Regions from separate parts of the Mus musculus genome. Here region 1 is linked to region 2. The links are chromatin loops, found by intact Hi-C in ENCODE. Cell type or tissue: heart. All regions are shown on one strand. Links, peaks and the distances in the headings refer to the core of each region. The heading gives the core; the rest is flanking DNA. Region 1 has its middle 98 kb from the start of Tjp1. Region 2 has its middle 46 kb from the start of Tjp1.

The links. Peaks named below come from ENCODE experiments on the same cell type or tissue, not always from the same donor. Only the 100,000 strongest peaks of a DNase experiment are listed, where the experiment ranks them.
Region 1: it touches region 2 in a loop (1.9-fold over the local background); 4 of 42 quality-filtered maps call a loop at or near these places.

Annotation. Positions count from the first base shown.
Region 1 is chr7:65,467,908-65,470,721 of GRCm38, reverse strand. It overlaps a transcript of Tjp1 not described here. Among named protein-coding and RNA genes, the nearest start is that of Tjp1, 98 kb to the right of the region's middle. In heart, for the core only: a CTCF peak has its summit at 1,425 (motif pointing right); a DNase peak (open chromatin) is centred at 901; H3K27ac peaks cover 1,608 bases.
Region 2 is chr7:65,416,103-65,418,916 of GRCm38, reverse strand. It overlaps a transcript of Tjp1 not described here. Among named protein-coding and RNA genes, the nearest start is that of Tjp1, 46 kb to the right of the region's middle. In heart, for the core only: no CTCF peak of the experiment used is centred there; a DNase peak (open chromatin) is centred at 1,376; H3K4me3 peaks cover 351 bases; H3K27ac peaks cover 2,360 bases.

The DNA of each region.
Region 1 (2,814 bases), core at 99-2,598, 52 kb before region 2:
CTTGGAAGATTAGGGTCATGGGACAGTGGACCTCCAGCCCAGGAAACAGACTGGGGTGAGTGATGGAGGGAGCCTCTCCATCTCCAGTGGAGCTGTGATGGTGCATCTCATATGTCACAGCCTACTGGAGCACTGACCAGCTCCAGCTCCTGGAGGTGTTCCTGGTAGGCAGGAGCTGCTCAAGTTGTTTTCTGCCGGTCTGTTCCCAGGCTTGGCCTCTTGTGCTTGTAGGAAATGTGCTTCAGGCTGGAGAGGGAGTGGTTGGTTGGTGCCTCTTGGCATCTCTGCTGGAGAGAGCAGAGAACAAAGAAGTCGTTTTGGCACCCCACATCTTCCCGAAGTTCAGGAATCTAGGGGGGCGGGCACACAGGGATGAAAATAGTTTAGTGCAAGGAAACAATTAGTAACTTCAAGGCAGCTGGGTTCAAAAGGTAGCAGAGCGTCCCAGGTGTATGGAGAGTCGGGAAGCTGGATGGAGGTTTATCGAATGAATCAATCAAAGGGACGTTGAAATTATCCCAGGAGAAGTCCTTCCCTGCTGCCTCCGGTGTTTTACCAAAACCATAAAGAAGTTGGAAGGGTTTTGCAATCAATGCGCCTGTAAGGAAAACCCAGATTCTACTCTTAGTCATTTTGAATGTCCGCCTGTACATCCACCATCCGTTTTTACTCTTCCTGGTTCATTCCAAGTGAACTGAAGACAGTGGCATGCTTCTCTCTTCCGGGGAATTTTAGGAATTTGAGGTGAGAGCAGTCATAAAACTAATAGACAGGGCAGTGCTTTAAGTCGGGTCAGGAAGTTGCCTGGCTTTTCCTGCAAGCTATGACTCAGTGTTTGAACAAGCGTCAGGAGCCACCCTCCTGTCCTTGCTCAGCAGGAGCAGCAGGCCCCGCTGCTGACTCCCCAGGCTGGCATGCACCACCCCTCTGGTCTTGCACCATCGCAGGTCTCTGCCCAGCAAAGACAAACATTCCTCTGCACCTGGGACACAGCTGGGACCTAAAGGCAGCCAAGAAAAGGAAGTTCCTGTTTGCAAGGAAAGGCTGAGGCAGTCACTGCTTAATTCCATCAAAACATCGAAGTGGGCTTTAGTTTATTCAAGCCATTAGCTTCTGCTGCCTCCCCTCCCTAGTTGTTTCGATAATCATTCTGGTGTCTGTCTGTTACTGTGAGTATAGAGAACAAGACAGCTGACGTGAACTCCAAGACAGTTATATGTAATTAAATGCTAAAGGAAAAAGATCATTTGCTCCATTTCTACCTGCGTGGAAAAGTAAAAAAGAAAAAAGAATGAACCTAGTGTCCGTCCCTGAAGTAGACCCAAGTCAGAGTGTGCACTGAAACCTTTGTAATTATTATTTTATTATTATTTTATTGTTTATTTTTTTATATGAGTACACAGTAGCTGTCTTAAGGCACACCAGAAGAGGGCATCAGATCCCATTACAGATGGTCGTGAGCCACCATGTGGTTGCTGGAAATTGAACTCAGGACCTCTGGAAGAACAGTCAGTGTCCTTAACTGCTGAGCCATCTCTCCAGCCCACGCTGAAACCTTTGTGATCCGTGGCCCTGTCACATTCTTTACCTGGCGCTGCCTCAGTTTCTCCATCCATACGTGAAGTTGATGGGGCTCTCTCTGCCTGTCTGGCTTATGAAAATTCACATGAACAGTACTATTATAGGACATTTTCTGCAGTCTCATCTCCCTTGCAGAGTCTCCGTACCACAGAGAGAAGAAAGAGGCCTGATAGGCCCTGCCATGTAGTAATTGGGTGCTTGGTCCTGCTGGGGCAGAGGGAAGCTCTGGGAAGAACTCACCTACCAAAGGGTGCAGAAAAGATGGGGATTCTTCAGGAAATGCTAATACCCAGGCTAACTGGGAAGGAGATCTGGTCCCAACAACTACTATCCTTCCCCCTTCTGGAGCCTGACCCAGCTCCGTCACCCAGCCTGACACTCTCACTGCTCTGGGTCCCTACCTCTGATCTAGTACACCAGCAGGCTCTACCCTCCCAATCTGACCCTGCTCATTTCCCTAATGAAACATTTGCTCCTTAGCTGACCCCTTGAAAATGAGAACTCCATGATTGTAAGAACTGGGTGCTTTTGTTGCTGTTTTGTTTTGTTTTGTTTTGTTTGAGACAGTGGTCTCCTGAAGCCCAGGTTGAGCTCAGACTCACTGTGTAACCTTACCTGATCCTCCTGCCTTCCTCTTCCGAGAGAGCGATCGAGTGCTGGGATTGTAGGCATGTGCTACCACACCCAGCTCAGAACTTTGTTTTATCACCTCTGTGTCACCAGAGCCCAGAAAAGAACAGTGCCTGGCACACGGCAGACACGCAATACAAACCATGGAGTAGATGAATGAATCATGGGCCCAGTACAAGGTCAGAATGCAAGGCCCTCTGCTCCTGAGACATCTCAGCCGATCCCCTGAGTCGGCTTGGGAGAGAGGACCTAGTTTGCCTCCATTATGGCTGGGGGGTTGGTGATTCGATTCAGTGTAGGATTCTAGCCTGTGTATTATTTCCCTTTGAAGTCAAAAAACATTGTCTATGTGTGTTGCTTCTCTTTTTCCTGGTAGGGTAAGAGCTCACGGCTCCGTTTCCCCCGGGATCTGCTCTCATCTCTATCTTCCTGCACAAGCATTGAGATGATCTCATATTTAAGGACACGTCTTCTATTGTTTCTTTAATTAAATGCCTTCTTTCTCTTTCTGGGGAAATCCTGTTAACTGAGAACATCCACATCAATTCTTGACTGTTTAAGACTGTGTCTCTGCAGCCCAGACTGGCCTCAGACTCAGTGATA
Region 2 (2,814 bases), core at 197-2,696:
AATACCCCTCTGACCCGAGAACATTCTAGAGTTTGGAGGAAACAATAACAAACAACAGAGCTTTGGATGGGAACAGTGTTTTGGATAGGAAAGGCCCTGTTATCTCCCTATCATCCAGTGGGACAAACACCTGGGCCTGCCTGTGGACTGCCAACCAGTGCCTTCCTGCCTTCAGGGCTCCTCCCACAGCGGACAGACCACTGCCAACCACCTGGCTTGCCTGCCTATGGCTGGGAGCTCTACACTCGTCCAGCTCCATCTCCTTCAGAACACCCCACGATCGGTAGAAGCACCCTTACAGGCTTTCTCTCGGAGAATTGAGCCATAACTGGACCTGAGACCTCGTTGGCAGTTTATCAACATTTCTGGGGCACCTTCCCAGGGTTGTACAGTAAGCAACCGGCTAGAATGCTTTCTCACAGTTTGACCAGCCAACCCTTCTGTGATGGGTCTTGTTATTGGAAAGTTTGCCGCTCACTTCTATTCTGTCTCTGGGTGGTCCTCTGAGTGGATGTTTCTCAGTCAGGGTTGTGACTGGACTCGCACACACACACAGTTGGTGTTCTAAGGTAGTTTCTTCATGTATGTGCTAAGGCGTCAGGCCTGTCTCCCACGTGACCAGTACACAGTGGCGCACAGGAAGAGTTCTCCAGGCAGGTGTACCAAGAATGCTCAGGACAAAGCTGCCATCTTGACACCACGGGGGCAAATCTCAGAAGTCTGGCAGCGGCTTTTCTGGTGCTTCCAAGGGAGGGTGAGCGGAGGAGGGTTTGTTCACTGGAGCACAGGGAAAGATGGCCACTGAGGGGAGGAGAGTCATGTATGGAAATGTGCTATCCCAGCTAGAAAACACCATTTTCTCACAGTCTAGCATGCCATCTCCCTGTATTAGAATGTTCTAGTTCTCCCGTCGCTCTCCTGATGTTTGAGTTCTCTGTCTTTGCTCTTATTTCCCATTTTGAATACCTTTTTTAGAGCTGTTTGGGAAATCTCCCAAAAGTTGGGTAAGTGGGGCTGGAGTGCTGACAGAGGCTTCTTGTTACTGGCTCTAAATGGATGCTCTGTGTCCTCTTTAGAAGGGTTATCTTTCCTTTCCTTTATCCAGTAAAAATATGTTTGGGGATCCAGGGCTTGTCTGGGTAATGATCCTAAAAAAATGATCCCTCTTGCTGCAGAGCCAGCCCCAAGGAGGTGGCCAGAGAAGCTGTGGCCTGGCCACAGTTCCCCTCCGACCTTGGACTGGTTGTCACGCACACTTGGACAGCGTTTCCGCTCTTTGTCTGAGCATGCATTCATCATCTTGTTGGTTGTATGAGTCTCTCTCATCCTCCTCTTTGCATCCCGTCTTCATTTAACCCCAATCTTCACTCTTGGGGCTGGTTGAGGGGTGATGGGCTCAGCTCCCAGGCAGCCTCTGGAGACACAGGGCACTTGGCGCAGGCAGAAGCACCTCCCCTAGCTGATAGCCCTGTGGGGGACTCTCTCCTGACAGGAATTGATAAGGGCACATTATGTAAAATCTGGAGGGCAGAGCTTTCCCTTTTAGGTCAGTACTCGGCCTGGAGCTAAAAAGGCTAATCAACAGAAGCATTTTCTGTGTTCATTCCAGAGACTTTCCCAGGGGCACAATAAATCTCACAGGCCTGTTTACAGGAGCATTGTTATTTAACAAGCCAGGCTTCCGAGTTTAAGAGTTTTTGGTTTCATCCAATCTAACCCAACCCGCCACATTCATGATTCATTACCAGTTACTCAGACTGCGTTCTGTAAGGTAATGTAATTTTGCATACTTAAAAATAATCTTCACATACAAGATTAACCTTATGCGCGTTGGAAGACGATTTAAAAGCTGTATGTCTTTCTTCTCTTTTTAAGCCTACTGGGAAAGTGTCAGTCCTGGCTCTAATCTCACCAGCTAAGGAGACCAACTGAGCTAGTTCATCTCCTTTACTCATTCATTCATTCATTCATTCATTCAGGAGATGCAGCTTATCATGTTTATACATCATTCATTCATCTGTTCTTTCATTCAAAACAATGGTTCAAGCCTGGCTCTAGAAGATGAAAACATGCGTGGAGCTCATGCAGCCTTCAAGATGCTGCAGGTCAGCATCAGAAGGACCTGGTGCTGTCTGGGGAGTGGTCATTTGATCTGGGTTTGGTCCTAAAGAACAGAGATGGTTTCAGTGGAGGGGGAAGGATTAGGGGATGTGGGCGGAGCCTGATCCAAGTGTGACTGACAGCCCTGACCCTCCAGTGTAACCTCAGCTTGTAGGAGCGTGGGGCAAATTCTCCATGGCTCTGATCACAGAAATACATGGTCTCTAAATTTTAATAAGCACTGATAAATCCACCAGAAATATTATAGCTCATGGACAGTCCCTGCAACAGTGTCTTGTGAGCATGTTCCAGGCTCTCTCTAGAAGGTTCCCACAGACAACATCTCAGGAGGGAAGGCAGCTCTTGGAATCTGCGTTGCAAATATTTCTTTTGTTTGTGGCTAGAGTAGGGTATTGTTTCCTGCATGCTTCAGGTATTCCCTGCCTACTCTTCTGGCTTCATTTTACAGCTTCATTTTATGCAGGAAAACCAAGATCCATTTGAAACTAAGTTTGGTTTAAAGGAGATAGAAATCCAACTTCCCTCATCTTTCTCAGAGTTACCCAATTGCATTAAATACATTTATTAAGTAATCTCTTAGTATTTTTCGGAAGGCTCAGCTTTATAATAATGTATATTTACTGAATATCTCTGTAATATATCCCCTTGCATATTTTCAAGTCTTTGCTGTGATCCATTGATAAATCTTGTTGA